3 separate regions of the Homo sapiens genome follow, and all the other regions are linked to region 3. Evidence: chromatin contacts called from ENCODE Hi-C or POLR2A ChIA-PET data. All regions are on one chromosome and are shown on one strand. The core of a region is the stretch at or near the end of the contact, and the rest is flanking DNA. Distances in the headings are between cores, read along the strand shown.

Region 1 (4,666 bases), core at 44-2,543, 270 kb after region 3:
GCTGGAGTGCAGTGGCGCGATCTCGGCTCACTGCAACCTCCACCTTCTGGTTTCAAGCAATTCTCCTGCCTCAGCCTCCCAAGTAGCTGGGATTACAGGCATCTGCCACCACGCCCAGCTAATTTTTGTATTTTTAGTAGAGACGGGGTTTCACCATGTTGGCCATGCTGGTCTCAAACTCCTGACCTCGTGATCTGCCCATCTCAGCCTCCCAAAGTGCTGGGATTACAGGTGTGAGCCTCTGCACCCGGCCAACCTTTTCTTTCTTTAACTAGACTTCCCTGGCTGAGACCAAGACAAAACCAGATTCCCCTGAGCTGTGCACCTGCCGGGACTGGAGCAGCCCAAATGCCCATGGGAGGGCTGTTGACTGGGGCTGTCAGACCAGGCTCTCCGAGGAGGACTCCCACACCCACAGCCAACTCCACTTTACAAAACCAGCTCCAGCCAGAAGTATGCTCGGGGGGGCAGGAGAACAGAAACTGCAGTAGTGTGGGTGGATTTTAAATCTGCAAATGCAACTGGCTGCCCAATGTTTGGGAGATAAAATAGGTCACTATCCTCCCCTTGGTTCGGCGTCACTCCCAGGCCCTAAAGGGGAGGGAAGAATTTTGTGATCTTTGCTGTCACAGGCTATGGACAAATTTGGTTATGTTCAGCTTTACAAGAGCTGCCCGCCCACCTGACTCTTGTTCACAAGACCCCTAAAAATCAGAAAAAGATCAGTCCAGGCTGTTCAGAGTTGGATGGGGAATCTTCCTGAGGACAGTTTTTAAAGAGTCCATTTTGACACCAGCCAAGACAAAAGCCAGGACCCAGAGTCTAGACAGCTCCCAAGCCTGCCGTTTTCAACTTGGCCTTAGGATGGAGTCTTCTGTTCTCTGGCAATGAATGACAGGCTTTTAAAGGAGTGACAAAGAGCAAGCCCTGGAGAGAGCCCCATGAGGCCTTGGGGTAAGGGCTTCCAGGACTGTTCATGAGAAGCTGTGCATGTCTCCCTCCAGCTTCCCCAGATGAGACACCAAGATTGAGAAGTGAAGAGTCATCTCCAATTTGGCAGACATCCTGACCCTCCACACTCACCATTCTGATATTTAGTCATTACCATCCTGGCATAGTTAACCACTTCTCCTTCTGACTGAGAAGCTGAAAGTGATATTCAGCCTGGGTGTGATGTGGGGATTTTCTGGGACAGGGCGGAGATGATGAGATGCTGGAGTTGCATGAGCTGGTCATTACAGTCAAGACTTGTGAACCAGTTGTGAAACCCTTGGTAACCTGAAATCTGCTATGGTGGGAGTATTTACACTACAGAAATTGGCCAATGCTGCAAATCAGGGTTTCTTTCTTTTTTCAGTGAGACACTGCACCAGCACACACTGCATTACTCACGCAGGAGGAGCTCTGGGAGGGCGGGAGAAAACCATGGGTGAGCAGAGTTGAGGATGTTTGGTGCTTCCCCTGATGGCTTCATCATGTCATCTTTCTTGGCTCTTCATGGTCAGTGTTTTCTCCGTGGAAACACCAAGAGATTCTACCTCTGCTCCGTCAGCAAACAAGGAAGTCATTGATTTTCATGGCCCCTGTGCTAGAGAACTCCAAGAGCCCAACTTCTTCAAGCAGCAGGCCCATTTTCTGGTGGAGAAGAGAGAAGGCAAAGCCAGGGAAGGGCATTTAATAGTGACAACTCAGCGAAAAGTAGAGGCAGCCCAATGATCAAAGGTGTCTTCCTTCAAAGCCCCTGAGTGAAAACAGCAATCCATGCTTACCGATGAAGGCCACAGGTGATGTTTCTTATGTGAGTGCATCCATCTGCTTCAGGTCATATTTTCAGAGGTCATACAAGGCTGAAAGGAAGCAAATCATTTTCATGAGAAGGATAATAAATGAGACCAGGATTGGTATCGAGAAAAGTTTTTAGACATTTCTGAGCTGGCCAGCCTGGGGAAGAAAGTGCTTCTAGATACACAGATTTCCAGGACTCTCCCTGAGAGGGTTAGATTCTGGGGGTCTGCAGATGGGGCCAAGAACCCGTGTTTTAAACAGCCCCTTCCTCACCCCGTGATCCCGCTGATGGCAGCCTGCGGACCGCACTTGGAGGAACTGGTCTAGTGAGGGTCCTCGGAGGGCGTTTTGCAGTGGGTGGAACTGAACTCTGAGTGGGATCTTCCTTCAGTACCTAGGCCCTGCCCTGCCATGGCTATGGATCTTCAGCACTCATCCTTGGGGACTGGTGCTGGGTGTTACGGGAACAGCATAAAAACACAAAACAAAAAAATTCCATTTCTCACCACCGGCGGTGAGAAATGGGGGTGGAGCCTGGAACTGTGGTCACAGGGCTCCAAGAGGAGCAGCCAGGATGCCATTGCACAACCAGCCACCTCTAAGAGAAGCAGGACCAGGCCCAGGGCTAAGCCTTCACAAGCCCTGCCGCCAGCTGCCAGCCACCCTTCCTCCCTGGGAGAGCCAGAAAGGGAAGCATAGTGAAGCCCTACATGGTGGCCTCCATCAACAGGGAGGCCCCTCTCCTCCCTCTGCCGCAGCCATCCTACTTTCGGCCAGAATGTCCCAGGGCCAAACTGAGGACAGGGCGGCCTCTCCAGAATCCTGCCCTTAGGGGCCCTGCCAGAGACTGGTTTTTCTTGTTGGAGGCACCTCTGCACAGTTTGCATTTATAAGGCCTGAAGAACTCATCCCAAGAACCCAAGCCCACTTGCAAAGATGGGATAGAGAAGGGGCATGGCATTCCACAGATGGGCTCACTCTGGAGAGGAGCTACTGACCCAGCAGCAGTTCCCCCTCCCTCACCCCTGCTCACCACCCCAGGAAGACATCCGAATCCCCATCAAATGGTCCCTGCCAAGAGCATCGTGGTAACATGGGGAAAGAGAGGATGCTAAGTTGCCCCTCTGCCCACTGGACTCCGTCTCATCTGAGGAGAATTCCACAGCAGCCCCTTCTGGGCTGTGCTCTTTATGTCTCTAAGCCACTTCCTGTTTCCTTTTCTAGGTCATAAGCCAGGCTTATAGTTGGTGTGAGTCACTTACCTAGGAAGCCCAGAGCACACGGCTGCCTCTCAGGGAGGGAGCAAAGGATACAGCTTAGAAGTGCAAGGCACTGGTTTGCTCCTAAAACACATAGATTGTCCTAGACTTTTAGCAGTGCTGTGTACCATGGCCCCCAAGCAACGCACGCCTGGGAGATCCGTGATTTGCCCAATTTGCGTTCCTCTGCTGATGCCAGGCTTTCAGTTCCCAGGAGGCACCGGACAAGCGTAGTTTTGCAAATGAAACATTGCTTTGCCAAGGGGCTAGGCCTATCAGACAATCATCAGGCAACAGCCAGCAGGCCCTGTGAAAGTCATGGCCAAGAAGCCATTCAAAAGCATTGTCTTCTAGTAACTAAATTTCAAATCCAGGGGGAAACCACAGCTCAGACATCGGCCAGTGTTCAGCAATCTGGATTCACAGGGAAACGGACAGGAATAGATTCTGCACAAGTCTATTGTGCATTGTTTTCCCTTCATGACATCTAGGCAGTTTATTCCTCCTGACTTCCACTACTCACTGCATGAGGATTATTCTGTGGAAACCAGAGTACTAAGGACGAGGCGCTGGATGATTTGGTCAAAGTCAAATGTGCCAAGTCAGCATCGAGCAGCTATTTTTGCCTTCCAATTCCATTCCCTGAACTTTTTTTCTGTGAAAGTGTCTTGTAAGCTGGAACACACCTGAGGTGGCAGAGGAAAAGCAGAGTTCGAATCTCTTCCCCAGGCCTCTGAGTGAGTTTTGCATTCAGGGATGATACTGGGGCAAGGGGCTTGAAAGGTCCTGATGTTGCTGACACCCACATAAAACACTTTCTGCAGCAGGGAAGGGAAGGGGAGAGGAAAGAACAGGCAGAGAAAGACCCAGAAACTCAGATCAGCCTAGGATGAGGGTAGCTGTCCTGAAAACAATCAGAAATCCAGAGTCCTGACTCTCCAGCAGGTATGGTCTTGATCCTAGTGAGATTATCTTCAAAGAGAAAACAAACTCTAGTCATGCAGAGAAGCAGCATTGTTCCATGCAGATCTATAAAAAACAACAGAAAGAGCATCATCCCCTTAATTATTGAGGGAATAGGAAAATAGGAATCCGCATACCCTGCTGTTGAGAATATAAACTGGAAAAACTGAGGTGGGGAATCAGTTGAGGCCAGGAGTTCAAGACCAGCTTGCCTAACGTGGCGAAACCCCATCTCTACTAAAAATACAAAAATTAGCTGGGTGTGGTGGAGTGCACCTGCAATCCCAGCTACTCGGGAGGCTTAGGCTAGAGAATCGCTTGAACCTGGGAGGCAGAGGTTGCAGTGAACTGAGGTCACACCACTGCACTCCAGCCTGGGCAACAGAATTAGACTCTGTCTCAAAATAAATAAAATAAATAAATAACTGGAAAAACATTGCTGATTGGCCACTTGGTAATGTTTGAGGCAGAGACTATGCTTATTCTGGGTCCATTACACTCTTGTTTTCCTCCTGGACACTCAGGAAGACTACACTTTCCAGCCTCCCTTGCAGTTAGGAGCAGTCATGTGACTGAGTTCTGGACAATTGGAAGGTGGGCAGAGGAAGCGATGTGAGTCACTGCCAGGCCTGACCCTAAAACTACCTGTGTAATTCTCC
Region 2 (4,349 bases), core at 292-2,791, 290 kb after region 3:
TTTTTTAAAACAAAAAGTTGGAGAACATGGAAAAGAATCCTGGTGGCCTGTGAAGGATGGATGGGGGCAGGGGGTGGACCTGGTTTGGGGACAGCTGTACTGGGAGCTCTGTCCCCTCAGGAAGTCTCTCTCCACCACTCATCATGGCTTCTCCCTGCAGCATGTCCCCTCGCTGCTGCAGGCAGGCTTTGCCAGGCTGCAGATGCATGGCCACAGGCCCCTCTGGATTCCCAGCCTTCCAGCAAGCATCTAGAGAGAAAAGAGCCTGCTGCAGCTAGAAAAACCCTGGGATCTAATGAGCTCAGCTTGGGTCATGTGCTCCTCCCAACTCCCACTCCTACCCCTGCCAACCACCCATTGGGTCAGACCCATGCACTCCAGGCACTGAGGGGAGAGCTAGGAGGGAGAATCAATCAGACTCGGGAGGGAGAGGGCAGAGCAGCAGAGGGTTAAGGATGAGCCAATGGTTTCTAACTAGGGGGACTAGGGAAGGCAGCCTTAACTGAAAGAGAATACAAGACAAGCCAGTTTGGGTGTTCTGTTTTGAACTCGATAAATTCAGAAGCTTTGCGAGGATCTAGGGGGAGAATCTCACAGATTGCTGGGAATACAAATCTGTAGCTCAAAAACGCATTGGCAGTGCCTGCTGCTTGATGAAGGCATGGGTGTGCGGGCTTCATCTGGAGAATGCGGAAGATTCCATCATGCCTAGCAGGCTAGCACGGAGCCCCCTCTCCTTGTAACCAGGCTCGTTGGCGACAGAGATCCTGGCAAATTATGAGGAAGTAGAAGCTGGGAGCCATTCAAAGTCATCACATCCACGTTTCTCTTCAGGGACTCAGCCAGGGCCGCTCCTGCTGCTTGTTCCAAGGCACACTGGGAGTTGTTGGGCAAATATTTGCACAACATTTAGGCCCTAAACCTGCAATGGCCTGAGCCCCTCCATGACAGAGCCTCCTACCCGGGTGCAGGCAGCTCTCTCAGCTTCTCCATCAAACCTAGCTACAGCAAGGGCTGTTGAGCCACTCCAAGCTCAAGTCTGGTTTTCCAGAAAAGATGTCCTGCCAAGAAATGTGTTACTGAAGAGGGAAAGGGAAATATAACCAAAGGCCAGGGTACTGGCACCTTTCTCCTGTCCTCTCCTGAAAACAGGGACCTCTGCTTCCTTTTGCCTTCTTGTTCTGTGTTCAGGAAAAGTTGTGTCTGTGGTTAATCTCTCGAGATCCGGAGGGAGTTGGAAATGGGTTTGAATTCCAGTTTCCCCATCCCCATCACTTCCTTGGGAGTCAGTGAAAGTCACTGAGGTAACACAGCAGAGCGCTCGGCATATGAGAAGCGTGAGCCAAATGTGAGCTGTTCTCTCCCAGGAGCGTGTCTGAATGGGGCTGGAGATGGACGCCTCCTTTCCTCATTTCTCTCAGACCTCCTGGGGTGGTTTCCTGTCACAGAACAGAAGCAATTGCCTCAAATCAGATACCCAAGGATGCTGCAGGGAGAAGAGGCTGGAAGAGGGTGGCTGGGGTTTCACTTGTGTAAGCCACACACCTAAAATAAGCCCCCGCAGGAGACTCTGGGAATTTCCTGTAATTTTCACTGTAAATGTCCTATTTATAAAGCTGAGTCACTGCAAGCCGTTGTTTCACAACCACCCAGCATGTGGAGACAGGCCGGCACAGGAAACAAGGAGCATACCCCAAAACGCAGGCCTCACTCATGGCCTTTGGGGGTTCCCTGGGGCCAGCCTGGGCCTGGCCGTTCAGCCCCTGTAAACACCTCCACAAACTCAGGATTTGGGTCACTGGGCCAGGCTTACGCTCTCATCCCCCATTAGCCCTTTTTCTGGCTTCTTTGCTCCAAAATAGTCTTTTTTTTTTTTTTTTTTTTTTTTTTGGTTATACATTTACAGGAAAAGTCTGGCTTCTTCGAGAGTTGCTTACAGACAGTGCCAGGCCTGTCCCCTCTGGAGACCTGAAGGGTCTGGCCTTAAGTAGGATCCAGGGCAACTCTCTGCTTTCCCACATGAATAGACCTGCCTGGATGCCTCTGCTCATCACCACCTCTATAAAACAAACAGATTCTCCCAGGACAGATTCCATACGTTCAGGGCTCAGGGTGCCTGAACCCAGAATTCATTAAAAGCAGTGAAGGGGCAAAAACGGGAGCAGATGTCAGCAAAGCACAACTGCACTTAGCAAGTTCACCTTTCCATCCAGAGTTCCTTGCAGGAGGGGCCAGGAGGGAACACAAAACCCTCCTCACTTCCTGATTTTACAATCACTCAGCTAGCGGCTACAATCAGGGTCACTAATCACAGCTGTTGAACCAGGCCGCCACATCCTGCCACCAGCAGCCCCGGAAGACACTGTGCAGAGCAGGAGGCAACCCTATGCCACTGGTTCTCTGGTGTGCAGAGAAGTCTCCAAATCAAAGAAACCTTAATGCTTAGTGACAGCTTCTCGTTAAACAAGGTAAACAGTGGTCCAGTGAAAACATTCTCAATGTTGCTGAGAATGTTTCCCTCAACACACTTCTTTTTGGGAGCCAGCTCAGAGGCCCAGCTCTGTGTGCCTTGTGGGTTCAGCTCTGATTTCTGGGAGCCCTGGGAATGTAGGAGGTTTGGACCCTGAGAAGTCCCTGGGCCGGCAGTGCTGTGTGTCAGTGTCAAGGCAGTGCAGTGGCATGGGGCAAGGCCTCTGTGAACTAGTCAGCGGGGAAGGGGCGGGAGGGCATTGCCAGGTGCCCAAGGCTATCTCCAGTGCCAGAGCTCCTCCCTCCCCGTCCCCACATTATGTGACCAAAGGTCTTTGGGTGTTGCTGCCGGATGGTGGGTCTTCTGGTCCAGCTGCTCTCTAACACCTGATGCCCTTTTATCACCCTCTGTCTCTCATACTTCCCAGGCCCCGGCCTGAGCCCCAACCCAGGCAAAGTCCCCTGAAGTCGCTATTCCTTTCCTTATTCTTTATTTTCATCGCCACATCTCTCTCTCTCTCTCTCACCCCCGTTACCAGAGAATTTAGGCTACCTTTTCTCCATCAGCATGGCCCGTGGCCCGACAGCAAATGTCTGAATGTGTGTGTGGTAGCTGGCACTCAGCTTCTCATGAGCTCCGTGATGTGAGCTCCATCTATGGAGGACACAGATGTTAGTGTCACAAAAACCCAGGCATTTTCAACTCCTGTCTAGTGAGTCACCCTTCCCCTAAGCCCCACCCCCACCTATCACAGAGATTAACTGGGGTTGGGGGAGGGTGCTTCTTACTGTAGCAGTAAAAAAACAAAGTAACCTGTCAATTTAGAAAAAACAGATTCAGGCCCAGTGCAGTGGCTCATGCCTGTAATCCCAGCACTGTGGGAAGCTGATATGGGCAGATTGCTTTGAACTCAGGAGTTCAAGACCAGCCTGGGCAACATGGCAAAACCCTACCTCTACAAAAAATTAGCCAGGCATCATGGCACATGTCTGTGGTCCCAGCTACTCCAAAGGCTGAGTGGGAGGATCAACTGAGCCCAGGAGGCAGAGGTTGCAGTGAACCAAAATCGTGCCACTGCATCCAGCCTAGGTGACAGAGACCCTGTCTCAAAAAAAGAAAAAGAAAAAACAGATTCAAACCAATTAGAACTCAGAAGGTTCAGCAAGTTCACCAGACACAAAATCTACCTGCAAAAATCAACAACATCTCTGTCCACCCACAATAACTGCTGAAAAATATTATTAAAAAGATACCATTTACAATAGCAGCAAGAATTACAAAATATATCTAGGTAATAGCCAAGAATACCCAAAACTTCTAAAAACATGTCTTAAATTCTAATAAGGAAACATAAAATGATCTGAATAAATAGAGTACATTCCACATTTTGGGTAGGATGACCTCATGTAAGATGACTTACTTTGGATGACATTTATAAAGACCTAGTTATATGAACAATGAACCTATAAATTTAATGCAATGCTAATCAAAATTCCAACTGGATTTCTTTTTGAGAAACTCAATGGAGAAATAATTAACTTTTACAAAGAAGAGTAGAGGGGAGACTTGCCCAATTACCTACACTACAAAATCAGAATAACAGTAGCAGTGCCAGCTCCGTGGCAGTCCAGTAGACTAGCAGAAAAGCATGGGTAGCTGGGCAACACACTCCGGTCCTTTAGGAACTACACAGAGAGAAAGTTAACCCAGCAAACACAGGTCCTCAGTGGGCTCAGCCACCAGTGGAGGTTTTGCTGGGATATTTTGCTACACTACTATCATTGCAACAAGTATACCTAAGGGATAACAAAACATGTGCCTCAAGGTCCCCGTGTGACTTAAAATGCACTACATCAAACTGGCTCTGTGGAAAGAACAG
Region 3 (4,701 bases), core at 1,382-3,881:
CTTTATTTTCCTAATCAAAAGAATTTCAAAAAGAATGATATTGTTTTGCATTTTTATTTTTATTTTTGAGACAGAGTCTTGCTTTCTCACCCAGGCTGGAGTGCAGTGGCATGATCTCGGCTCACTGCATCTTCCACCTCCCAGATTCAAGCAATTCTTCTGCTTCCACCTCCCAAGTAGCTGGAATTACAGGCGCCCACCACCATGCCTGGCTAATTTTTCTATTTTTTTAGTAGAGACGGGGTTTCACCATGTCGATCAGGCTGGTCTCGAACTCCTGACCTCAAGTGATCCGCCCACCTCAGCCTCCCAAAATACTGGGATTATAGGCATGAGACACTGCGCCAGGCCGACTTAAGTGAAGAAAATCTGGCCTCACACAGATACATAGTTAGAAAAGAGAGTTCCTTAAGGAGCCCCTGAAAAGGTCTCCAGGTACCCACGGGGCTTGGAACTATACTTTGATACACTGAGAAACTCTGCTTATAGTACAACTAATTAATGTGTTTCAGAGACTCTTTTTGTTGTTACTGCTCTAAGTAGGATAAAAGTATGGTTTGAAACATAAATAAGTAAATCAAAGTGGATATTATAGTATTTTATTAAATGGCATATATATACGAAATATAGGCTGGGTGGGTGCGGTGCCTCACGCCTGTGATCCCAGCACTTTGAGAGGCCGAGGCGGGTGGATCACCTGAGGTCAGGAGTTCGAGACCAGCCTGGCCAACATGGTGAAATCCCATCTCTACTAAAAAATACAAAAATCAGCCGGGCGTGGTGGCAGGTGCCTTAGTCCCAGCTACTTGGGAGGCAGAGGCAGGAGAATCGTTTGGACTCGGGAGGCGGAGGTTGCAGTGAGCCGAGATCGAGCCAGTGCACTCAAGCCTGGGGGACAAGAGCGAGACTTCTCTCGAACAAACAAAAAACAAAAACGATGATAGAAGGGTAATGTAGCTGGAAGGAGGACACAGCCAGGAATTGAAGCTGGAAAGGCAAGCTGGGTCTGGACCATGCTGGGTCTTCTTGCACAGCACTGTGATATGAATTTTTTTTTTTTTTTTTTTTTTTTTTTGAGACGGAGTTTCGTTCTTGTTGCCCAGGCTGGAGTGCAATGGTGCCCTTTTGGCTCACTGTAACCTCCGCCTCCCGGCTTCAAGAGTTTCTCCTGCCTGAGCCTCCCAAGTAGCTGGGATTACAGGCGCCGGCCACCAAGCCTGTGTAATTTTTTTGTATTTTCAGTAGAGACAGAGTTTCGCCATTTTGGCCAGGCTGGTCTCGAACTCCTGGCCTCAGGTGATCCGCCTGCCTCGGCCTTCCAAAGTGTTGGGATTACAGGCGTGAGCCACCGCGCCCAGCCGAGATATTAATTTTGGATTCTACTAAGGACGACGGGAGCCAGCTCAAGGTTTTTAAGTGACTCGATCAGATTCACGAGGTTGGTTCACAAGGAACTTCGATAACCCCAAAGTCTAGTGAGCATAATTCGACTGGGAGAAGACACTGCTGCAAGGAATTCTGTGAACCAGACAGATTTGAGGGCACCAACCAGGGTGGATGGCAGATAAGGTCTTAACAGCCTCAAGGTGATTTGCTTCCTTGTTGAAGGCTTTAATTAATCCTCTTAAGTAACTTTCAAGTTCTTGAGTTCAAGTAAACACACTGGCACACTAGGGGAGGAGTGGCAGGCTATAAGCATTTTAATAATTAAAAAAAAAAAGCCTTTTATTGTTCAAAGTGTTCCTTTTCTATGGAGTGCTCCCAACCAGAAGATGAGGGAAATGGAGATAATGAAGCACGTCCCTCCTACCAAACACGATAAATTCTACAGGCACTGTAAGATCAAGAATTTAAGATTATTTTTGTCCCACCCTATTTTACAGGTGAGGTATCAAGCACAGTAACTCGTAATTTTCTTTTGGCCCAATTGAAAGGTATCATATAAGAGAAAGCTGTGTGTGCGTGAAAAGGATCCGCCTTTCTTTCTGAAGAAAAGGGTGGTTACGGCTTCGGAAACGCTTTTCAAGCCAACTCTGCAGCCCGGCTGGCGGCGGCAGCGGCGGCGGCGGCAACGTCAGATTCCCGCAGAGGCGGCGCCCGGCAGGGGCGGCAGGAGCTCAGGAGAGGCCCCCGGGGATCGGGCTGGGCCCCACGTGAGAGCTAAGCGACTGCCCTCGCGCCCGCAGAACAGCAGGGCCTGCATCGACTCTAAGGCGAGACCAGAAACTTGCTAGTGGAGCAATTCTGGTGCCCCTGCCCGGGCTGTGAACCCTCTGAGATCATCCCTCAATCAAACGAATAGAAATCCTCGGGAAGAAAAAAAAAATTGCGGCAATCCGGCTAAAATTCAGCAGCTTTCAGGGACCGATTCAGGACATTATCCCTGTGGTTCCCTCAGTGAAAGGAGACTCGAAGCGCGACTAGAAGTCGCCGGGCCCCATAGATCTGCGGTGCCCAGGCCGTAGGCGGAGGCGCGGGCAGAGGCGGCGGCGGCGGCGGCGGCGGCTGGAGGACCCGGCGCTGGGGGCGCTGAGCGGCAGCCTCGCTTCCGGAGCTCGGCGGGCGGCGTCAGCGGAACGGGCGGCTTCCGGCCGCGGCGTAAACAAGGCCGTGGACTGCAGGAGGCGGGGCAGACGGGCTGCAATAGGGAGCCGGCCCGACGCGGACCGCTTCCCTGCAGTGCCCCGAGTCCCGGGCCCGCGCCGCCGCCGCCCGGCTCCGCTCGCGGCCCCTCTGTCTGCAGGCGTGCCCCGGCGGCGGCGGAGAGCCGTCCTCGGCCGAGGAGGCTGGGAAACGCGAGCGCAGGCGGCAGAGAGGCCTCAACGCCGTCCCTTTCGCCACCGCCTTTTCCTTGCCTCGCGCCGCTGTGCATTTCTCTCCTTTTCCTTTGTTTTTTTGGCCCCTCGCGGGTGTGGGCATTGTTGGTTAGCAAAAGTGCAGCCTCAAGATGGCTGATGGCAACGAGGATCTGCGGGCTGACGACTTGCCTGGGCCAGCCTTCGAGAGCTATGAGTCCATGGAGCTTGCCTGCCCCGCTGAGCGCAGCGGCCACGTAGCCGTCAGCGACGGGCGCCACATGTTCGTCTGGGGCGGCTACAAGGTCAGTGAGTGGCCGGGCCGCGACGGACGTCGCTCGGCTGTGACTCGGGTCTGCGTTCGCGGCCAGGCGGGGAGGCCAGAGCGGGCCGCCGAGGGCGCTCCCCGCCTGCGTCGCGCGCCCCACCTCAGACTCTGCCCGTTGGTTGTTTTTTTTTTGCGCGCGGGAATCTTCCTTCTCTCGAGTACCCCAACCCGTCTCGAACCTCCAGGGCTGCTGTCATGTCACCCTGGTGCTCACAAAGCCAACTCACTCCCACCCCCGTTGTTGCCATTGGAGCGTTATTCCGGGGAAGGCCCTGTTAATGTTGCTTGGGCGGTGCATTCGGAAGGGTTGGGGTGTGAAAGGTGACGGTGTGTGATATCACTCAGACGCGTTATGAGGACGGCCTACGAGGACTTCACCCTCTGGAGCTGGGAACCGCTGCCCACTTACAGGGAGGCCGAGGTGTAGGAAAACTGGAATTCCAAAAGGTTACAGGAACCACCTTATTCAGCCTTCCCGCCTGTGCAAATGGCCATCAGGACTGTTTTCCTTCTGGCTTCAGCTGGGTTGAAGTTTTTCAGCAGACACCCCTATTAAGATAATGGAAAAGCTCCACCAGTAACCAAAAAATCCCCAGCATCAAATGAACTACAGAGTGCAGCTCTTTGACTCTCCGATCCCCTGGTTATAAACAACGTGATTAGTTAGCAGTTTAAAGCCAGTTGCCATTCTTTACCCTGCTAACCTCGGAAATCTAGAATTTTATTTGCTAGGATGGCTCTGAGCCAGTCCTACCACAAAATTCCTCTTTGGTCTTGAAAATGTTCTCCGCCCTCCCCACGCCCGTGCCTTGGATGACTTGCTTTGTGATTGTTTTTAGCTTATGGTACAGCTGACTTGATCATAGTTGACCATTTTTGAGATAGCTTTCAAAGATGGCTGTCCTGATACTTTATTTTGGTTTAACTGCAAAAGTAATTTTTTGCCAATCCTAATGAATCTGCAGTGTTTTCCCCAGTTTCCAATGAATGTGGTTAGAAAATAGAAAGGGGGCCGGGCGCGGTGGCTCACGCCTGTAATCCTAGCACTTTGGGAGGCCAAGGTAGGTGGATCAGCTGAAGTCAGGAGCTCGAGACCAGCCTGGCCAACATAGTGAAACTCCGTCTCTACTAAAAATACAAAAAAAAAAATTAGCCTGGCGTGGTGACGGGCGCCCTAATCCCGTCTACTTGAGAGGCTAAGGCAGGAGAATCACTTGAACCAGGGAGGCGGAGTTTGCAGTGAGCTGAGACGGCGCCATTGCACTCCAGCCTGGGCAACAAGAAGGAAACTGTCTCAAAAATACTTTAGAAAGGGGTAGAGAATTGCAAGAAGGGGGGCGGGGGGGCAAGCATGTAGTCACCCTTATAAAAATGTAAATTAATTCCCCTGGAGAAACCTGTCAATGACACTTCTAAGCTACCTAATTCATAATTGTATTTTTAAAATGACAGCATGAGAGAATAAGACTTTGGGAGTGGGGCAGGGGAGGATTCTTAGTGTGGAATATTTCTTGTGGATTTAAAAGGGCCTGGATGATTGGGGCCGATTCAGGGAGGAGCAGCACAATCACTGAATTG

The links. A loop is a pair of places that touch in the nucleus more often than their neighbours do. ChIA-PET counts read pairs that join two places held with the same protein, here RNA polymerase II (POLR2A). Pooled maps may share reads with other maps.
Region 1: a loop to region 3 is called in a pooled map, with 6 times the contacts of the local background. The contact joins the enhancer-like site here to the promoter of KLHDC2 in region 3. A Hi-C loop is called at or near these places in 7 of 50 pooled maps. POLR2A ChIA-PET finds 5 or more read pairs at or near these places in 4 of 52 experiments (MCF 10A, activated CD4-positive, alpha-beta memory T cell, activated T-cell and 1 more).
Region 2: a map of naive thymus-derived CD4-positive, alpha-beta T cell shows a loop between it and region 3 (3-fold over the local background). The contact joins the enhancer-like site here to the promoter of KLHDC2 in region 3. A Hi-C loop is called at or near these places in 1 of 168 maps with a recorded cell type or tissue (naive thymus-derived CD4-positive, alpha-beta T cell) and 9 of 50 pooled maps. POLR2A ChIA-PET finds 5 or more read pairs at or near these places in 7 of 52 experiments (CD4-positive, alpha-beta T cell, activated CD4-positive, alpha-beta T cell, activated CD4-positive, alpha-beta memory T cell and 3 more).

The regions. Positions count from the first base shown.
Region 1 is chr14:50,037,623-50,042,288 of GRCh38, forward strand. It overlaps LINC01599 (long intergenic non-protein coding RNA 1599), which reads right to left. Exons shown (of 9, transcript NR_131171.1): 5 at 1,770-1,847; 6 at 1,393-1,635. Among named protein-coding and RNA genes, the nearest start is that of LINC01588, 32 kb to the left of the region's middle. RefSeq lists silencers at 303-392, 829-1,123 and an enhancer at 983-1,032. Within about 2 kb of position 1,294, at least 16 of the 41 ENCODE cell types and tissues checked have a DNase peak (open chromatin) inside an H3K27ac peak, as active enhancers do.
Region 2 is chr14:50,059,595-50,063,943 of GRCh38, forward strand. The region is part of intron 2 of LINC01599 (long intergenic non-protein coding RNA 1599); the gene reads right to left. Among named protein-coding and RNA genes, the nearest start is that of LINC01599, 43 kb to the right of the region's middle. RefSeq lists enhancers at 1,486-1,775, 1,976-2,155, 2,646-2,715, 3,186-3,395. Within about 2 kb of position 1,542, at least 35 of the 41 ENCODE cell types and tissues checked have a DNase peak (open chromatin) inside an H3K27ac peak, as active enhancers do; they include CD4-positive, alpha-beta T cell, where a contact is called at or near this core.
Region 3 is chr14:49,765,522-49,770,222 of GRCh38, forward strand. It overlaps KLHDC2 (kelch domain containing 2), which reads left to right and starts at 2,632. Exons shown (of 13, transcript NM_014315.3): 1 at 2,632-3,100. The coding sequence starts at 2,948. RefSeq lists silencers at 2,032-2,091, 2,432-2,511, 2,682-2,861.